Regions from separate parts of the Mus musculus genome. Here region 1 is linked to region 2. The links are chromatin contacts, found by POLR2A ChIA-PET in ENCODE. All regions are on one chromosome and are shown on one strand. Each heading gives the region's core, a stretch centred on a gene start or an enhancer-like site at or near the end of the contact. The rest is flanking DNA. Distances are from core to core; before and after follow the strand shown. Region 1 holds the start of Dipk1b (divergent protein kinase domain 1B). Region 2 holds the start of Dnlz (DNL-type zinc finger).

Region 1 (2,852 bases), core at 32-2,531, 280 kb before region 2:
TAAGCTTTGATGGTTTACCTGGCCTCTGTCTGACGCAGCTCTTCTCCAGGATCCCTGAGTCTTTGCTCACCCCGGGGCGGGACTCACCACAGTGGTACTCAAAAGCTCGCACAGATTTCTGCCACTCAGTGGGGAACAAGTTGGCAAGCCCTGGGCCCATAATTTTCGAGGCTGAACAGTCCAGCTCCAGAAAAGTCACATGGAAGGTGGGAAGGTCATTACAGGGATAGTAACTGCACAGCAAACTCCCTGCCCAGGAAACCCGGGCCAGGTGGCAGGTGCCCTAGTGTTTCCCACGCAGGAAACTGAGGCTTGGGGCAGGAAGGGCTCAGCCAGTGGCTCTCTCTGAACCAGCCCCACTGGGAACTGGCCCAAACCCCTCTCCTGCCACTCCTGGGTCCACACATTGCTGAGTCAGGGCCTAGCTTCAGGGCTAGGGGTATGGGTACACCCCATCTCCTGGCACAAGAAGGGTCCCCCATACACCTCAGGTCACGAACCCAACCTAGGCCTGAGCATGGATCACAGCACAAGCTACTGCCTCTGGAAGAGGGCAGACAAGGGCATCTGGGCCTGGAAGAGCTCTGCATCCAACAGGCTTCAGTCCTCATCCTTTATGTAAAACAGTCTAAGGGAGGCCAGGCCCCAGGACAAAGGCATCCTCCAGCATCCTCAGGACGGCCCTTCAGAGAGACCTTGGCTAGACTGGTGAGGGCTGGCTCCTTCCTGTAGGCTCTAAGGACCGTGGCAACCAGCGGCTGGAGCCCAGAGGCCTGACTCCATCACCTCAAAGCATGAGGGGAGGGGCCTCTTCTGCAGACAGGAGCTGGCCCTCCACTGGCCCAAGGTCACCACAGCCCCTGTTTCCAGCTGTCTCAAGAACTGGCCAGGGGCTGGCCAAGTTTGCTATTCCAGAATTTTTTTTTTAAGTTGCGAAGGTTAGAAAGGACTCCGGTGCACCCGCGTGCACCCATCGACCCTCGCCATCCCACGCCCTGCCCCTCCCCGTGTGGTAGCACCTGGCCGGCTGCGGCTTACCTGCAGGCCCTTGGAGAAGGGGCAGAGGAGCACTAGGTGCACCAAGCGCCGCAGCCGCCGCATGATGGGCTCCGGCCCCGGCTGCGGAACCCCGCGGCTGGCTCGGCCTCAGCCCCAGCCCGGCCAGGCCCGCAGCGGCCGCCGCTCGCTCTCCATGCGGGCCGCTCGTCCTCGGCTCGCGTTAAAGGCAAGGCGCGTGCCTTTCTGAGCAAGGACCGCGACGCACGCGCGGGGAGACGGCCTGGAGGAGGGGCGTGCACGCGCGGGAAGATGGACAGAGGGGCGTGCGCGCGCGTGTGGAGACAAACGGAAGGGGCGTGCACGCGCGTGGGAGGACTGGCGCGCGGCCCCGCGGCTAGTCTAGCTCTCCCGCTGGGGACCTACGCCACCCCCCACCCCCCCACCCCCAACCTCCCGAGAGCTCCGGGACCCGCTACGGCAACCCTGTGTGAGCATGAAACACCGGGGCAGGCTGGCGCTGAGGACCTGTAAGGTCCCCGCCTGCGCTTGCGCATTTCTTCCACCTTTTCAAGGGTAAAAGACGTTGATGGATCTGCCCCCATCCCTCCCCAGTATGCAGGTGAGGCTAGTCAGTCCTGAGGCCACCACCTCTGGCACCGAGAGTCTTCAGCCCTTGTTGCACCGGGGCATAGGGAAGGACCCACAGCCCACGCGGTCAGCAACTACTCCTGAGAACCAGTTTCTTCTGATTTCTGCCCATGGACAGACACGCCCCTCTCCTGTGACTCCCATTTAGGGTGATTAGGAAAGCAGCAGCTGACCTTAGTTAGAGGCTTATTGAACTTAGCAGACAATGGCCAGAATGCACCGTCCACCATGCGCATCAGCTGCCCTCAATCCTCACCCACACCTTTCTTAGGGGTTCTATAGCGATGTCATATGCATTCCCAGGGAATACGCCTTCCCCTGTGCCCCAGTGCTGTCCATATATATATGCCTTGCAAAATGATAAAAGACAGCTTTAGTTTAAGGATGTTAATTGCTTCGCAATTAGTGAACCAGGCCAACCTTCTCTTCATAAAAGTGGAGCGAGAGTCCCATGAGCCCAGCTGAAGGGTTTGGATTTATAAGCTAGAAAGGCTGAAGAGAACTAGAGCCAGGAGCAGGTCACAAAACAAATGGAAAATAGCATCAAGTCTGTGTCCCAGAAACCAAGAAGCAGAAGCAGAAAGACCAGCCTGGCCTATGTTTCAAATTCCAGACTAGCCAGAAGCCCAAAGGGAGACCCTGCCTCAAGGAAGGAAAGAAGGAAGGAAGGGAGAGAGGCTGGAAGAAAGGGATGGAAGGAGGGAGGAAGAGAGGAAAGAAGAAAGGAAAGAAAGGAGAGAGGGAGGGAAGGAGGGAGGGAGAAAAGAAGGAAGGAGAAAAAAGAAGGGAAACATGGGATTGTTTCATTATCGCACCAATTATAAACGAGCTGCTTAAGCAGTTTGACTATTTTATTATGTCTTCAATCTTGATTTTGCAGGTCAGATAAACAATGTAGTTTAAGTGTGGTGACGGGAAGGCTGAAAAAAATGACTCAGCAGCTGAAAGCACTTATTGTGAAAACATAAAGATTGAAATTCAAATTTCAGCATCCATGTAGCAGATCGAGCATCCTGCGCACACCTGTAACCCAGGTTACAGGTTGAGTGGAGCCGTTGTAGGATGGTTGCTAGGACTTGCTGGTTCACAGCCTAGCTGAGAAAGCAGCCTGAGGTTCAGGAAGAGACCCTGCCTCAAAGGAAAAGGTGGACAGTGATCGAAGAAAGCACCCAGCACCCACCTCTGCCTTCCATGTGCACACATGA
Region 2 (2,889 bases), core at 337-2,836:
CTGAGCTCCATGTGGGCACACAAGGAGAAGGATGCAAGAGCAGCCAGCTCCCTTGAAGGCATGCCAACAGTTAGGCACAACGAAAATGAGAGGGGAAGGGGGCAGGGCTGCTGGGACGGGGTTGTTCTCACACCCTGAGCCCTCCTTGGATATAATTGTTTCTTGATGTTCATAGCCTTCCCTGCACATCTTCTACCTAGAGGCTTGAGCCTTGGTTTGCCCAGGACCTGGGGCATGCTGGCTCTGGCTACCTGGAATGATTATTCTTCTAATTAATATGGTGTACTTGCACTAACCCAGGCCCCCGATGCCCTGAGCTCTCCACTGAGGCTGCCCCCACACCACCCATGGGAACCACTAGACACAAAAATGTTGCCAAGCTAAAAGGGACATGGACTGGGGCATGCATTCGCAAATAATCATGGGGACCTGGAGTCTTTCCTAGCCATCTGTCCTTGTGTTTGGTGACAGTCAGCTTGGGCGGTATGGGTGACTGATGGTAGGAGCCCTGTTGATGTAGCAGTCAAGGGCTCAGCCTGTTTCTGTGAAATGCAGTCCCCACTGGACTCATGCAAAGGTCCCAGCCCGTAAGGCTGACCTAGGCTAATGCTAGTTGGGCTGTTTGCAGAGGGAGGTGGCCATACCAGATGGGGCCCCCATAAGCACAGATCTTCCTTTCAGGTGTACTGGCAGACAGGGAGAGCCCAGAGCAGCCCTTTATGGCTCTGAACAAGGAGCATCTTTCACTGACCCATGTAAGGCTGATTGGGGTTCCCAAGAGCCCTGGTTACTACATGGCTGATCCTGGGGAGGAGGGTGACGCCACTGGACAGCTGGGGATCACAAGGTCTTTGGTAGTGTATGGGTAGGATGTAACATTTGGATAGTGGGGTGGTTGGACAGGGGAGGGGACAATGTAAGGACACCCATACTGCTGTTCACTGCAAAGAAGTCTTCCACTCACCTGGCTACAAAGGGGTTGTCACCCCACGCTCAGTCATCTCGGAGTCCAGCAGACCCCACGGCCAGCTAGCTATGCTCCACACCTGCTGGAGTCCCAGGGCTGCCGTGGTAAGGCCACGGTGTCCAGCTGCCCGCCCCGTTGTCCAGCTGCCGGCCCCGTTCCTTCTCTAGGGCATGGGGCCCAGCAGCAGCGAGCCCCCGGAGAAGGAGCGGCGGCGCCTCAAGGAGAGCTTCGAGAACTACCGCAGGTGTGGGGCGGCGGGCAGGACGGCTGGCGGGTGGGACACCTGTGCCTACCTGCTCACACTGCGGGCCCCACAGGAAGCGGGCGCTCCGCAAGATGCAGAACAGCTGGCGGCAGGGAGAAGGGGATCGCGGGAATACGACAGGCAGCGACAACACCGACACCGAGGGCTCCTAGCGAACCGCGCCGAGGCTGAGCATCTGTGGAATTGTGAAAGGATGCTGCGGTTTTTTTTTTTTTTTTTTTTTTTTTACTGTATTAGAATTAGAAAATGCAACTAAATAAAATAATCACCGAGCTGAGCCTGTTGGTTGGATATGCAAGCGGGGCGACACCAGGGGGCAACAGAAAGCAGTGCACCGGTGGCGGATGGAAGCCGAAGAGGGCCGCTTCCGGCCGCTGCGCCCGTTACCAAAATGGTCGACGCAGCTTCACGGGGCGGTGCAAGAAAAGGTGGCTAAGGATTCGCAGGCGGGATGTTGCGGACAGCGCTGAGCCGCATGCCGACACTACTTCGTAGTGTGCGGACCCGGGATTCCGGACCGCGGCGGCTTTGGGATTTGGGGGCTCGCCTAAAGACCGCGGAGAGACTTCGGGGCTGGGCCTGGGGCTGGGCCTCGGGCTGGCGGAGCTCGAGCTCCGCGCCGGGATCAGGGCGTGCGGCGGCGCTGGGGCGCGTGGAAGCGGACCACTATCAACTCGTCTACACCTGCAAGGTGGGCGCTGTCGGCAACACCTGGTGCTGGCTGGTTTCCTGTTGGTGTAGGGTCCTGGCAGAAACGTGGAAGTATCCTTCGGACCAGGGAGGAGGCGGAGTCTTTACAAATGGCTGGGTGGGAATGAGGCACAGGGCCTTCTAGGTTGGGTTATCAGGAGACAGGCGTCTAGAAATGACGCCGTCGCCTAGGTGGGATCATCAGAGAAAGGGTTGAGGCTGTCCCTCGGGATGGAGTTAGACCTTGGGAGAGACTTTCCTGTGTATGCCTTGCCTGACCACCTCTCTAACCCAGCTAGGTCTGTGGGACTCGGTCATCCAAGCGCATCTCAAAGTTGGCCTATCACCAGGGCGTGGTCATCGTGACTTGCCCTGGTTGCCAGAACCACCACATCATCGCAGACAACCTAAGCTGGTTCTCTGACCTGAAGGGGAAGAGGTGAGGCCAGCTGGGAGGGGTAGGAGACAGTAAGATTGTGGCCCTGTGTGAGCCTGGATCCATTGCCTGGATCTCTCTACCTGGACAGCCCAGCTTCCACGTGGACCTGGAAGCAGTTGAATTTGAACTTCAGATGAACCATGAATGGCCCCAAATATGGCAAACTAGTTCTATGGCTCTACCTCTGTCACTGCCTGACCTCTGATCTCGCCAGGGGCCTTATCAATCTCTAGTGGAGGCTTTTTGTCCTCTGCCAACTCAGGGCAGATGGAAGGGTATGTGTCAGATTATGGACTGGGGCAGCCTTCAGTGGTGTTCCCACTTTTGGGAGAGCAGTGGGGAGGGCCAGGAGTCAGTTTGGAGGCTGTGCCTGATGCCTTCTTAATGTTCTATGAGGAGGGATCAGTGGCAGGAGTAAGGGCAGAGCCACAGAGGAGATAGCCTGTGATAAGTGTGCAGGCCTTGGGTCTCTAGGGTTCGCCTCTTAGACCTGGACTGCAGAGAAATCTCAGCTCTGATATGTAGGGA

What was found. ChIA-PET counts read pairs that join two places held with the same protein, here RNA polymerase II (POLR2A).
Region 1: POLR2A ChIA-PET joins it to region 2 with 14 read pairs in Patski. The contact joins the promoter of Dipk1b here to the promoter of Dnlz in region 2. POLR2A ChIA-PET finds 5 or more read pairs at or near these places in 2 of 5 experiments (Patski and embryonic stem cell).

The regions. Positions count from the first base shown.
Region 1 is chr2:26,626,886-26,629,737 of GRCm38, reverse strand. Dipk1b (divergent protein kinase domain 1B) reads right to left here and starts at 1,281. Exons shown (of 5, transcript NM_019833.3): 1 at 1,039-1,281. The coding sequence starts at 1,101.
Region 2 is chr2:26,350,807-26,353,695 of GRCm38, reverse strand. It overlaps Dnlz (DNL-type zinc finger), which reads left to right and starts at 1,586. Exons shown (of 3, transcript NM_026828.3): 1 at 1,586-1,923; 2 at 2,222-2,361. The coding sequence starts at 1,684. It overlaps Card9 (caspase recruitment domain family, member 9), which reads left to right. Exons shown (of 13, transcript NM_001037747.3): 11 at 682-755; 12 at 1,135-1,211; 13 at 1,285-1,509. The coding sequence ends at 1,384.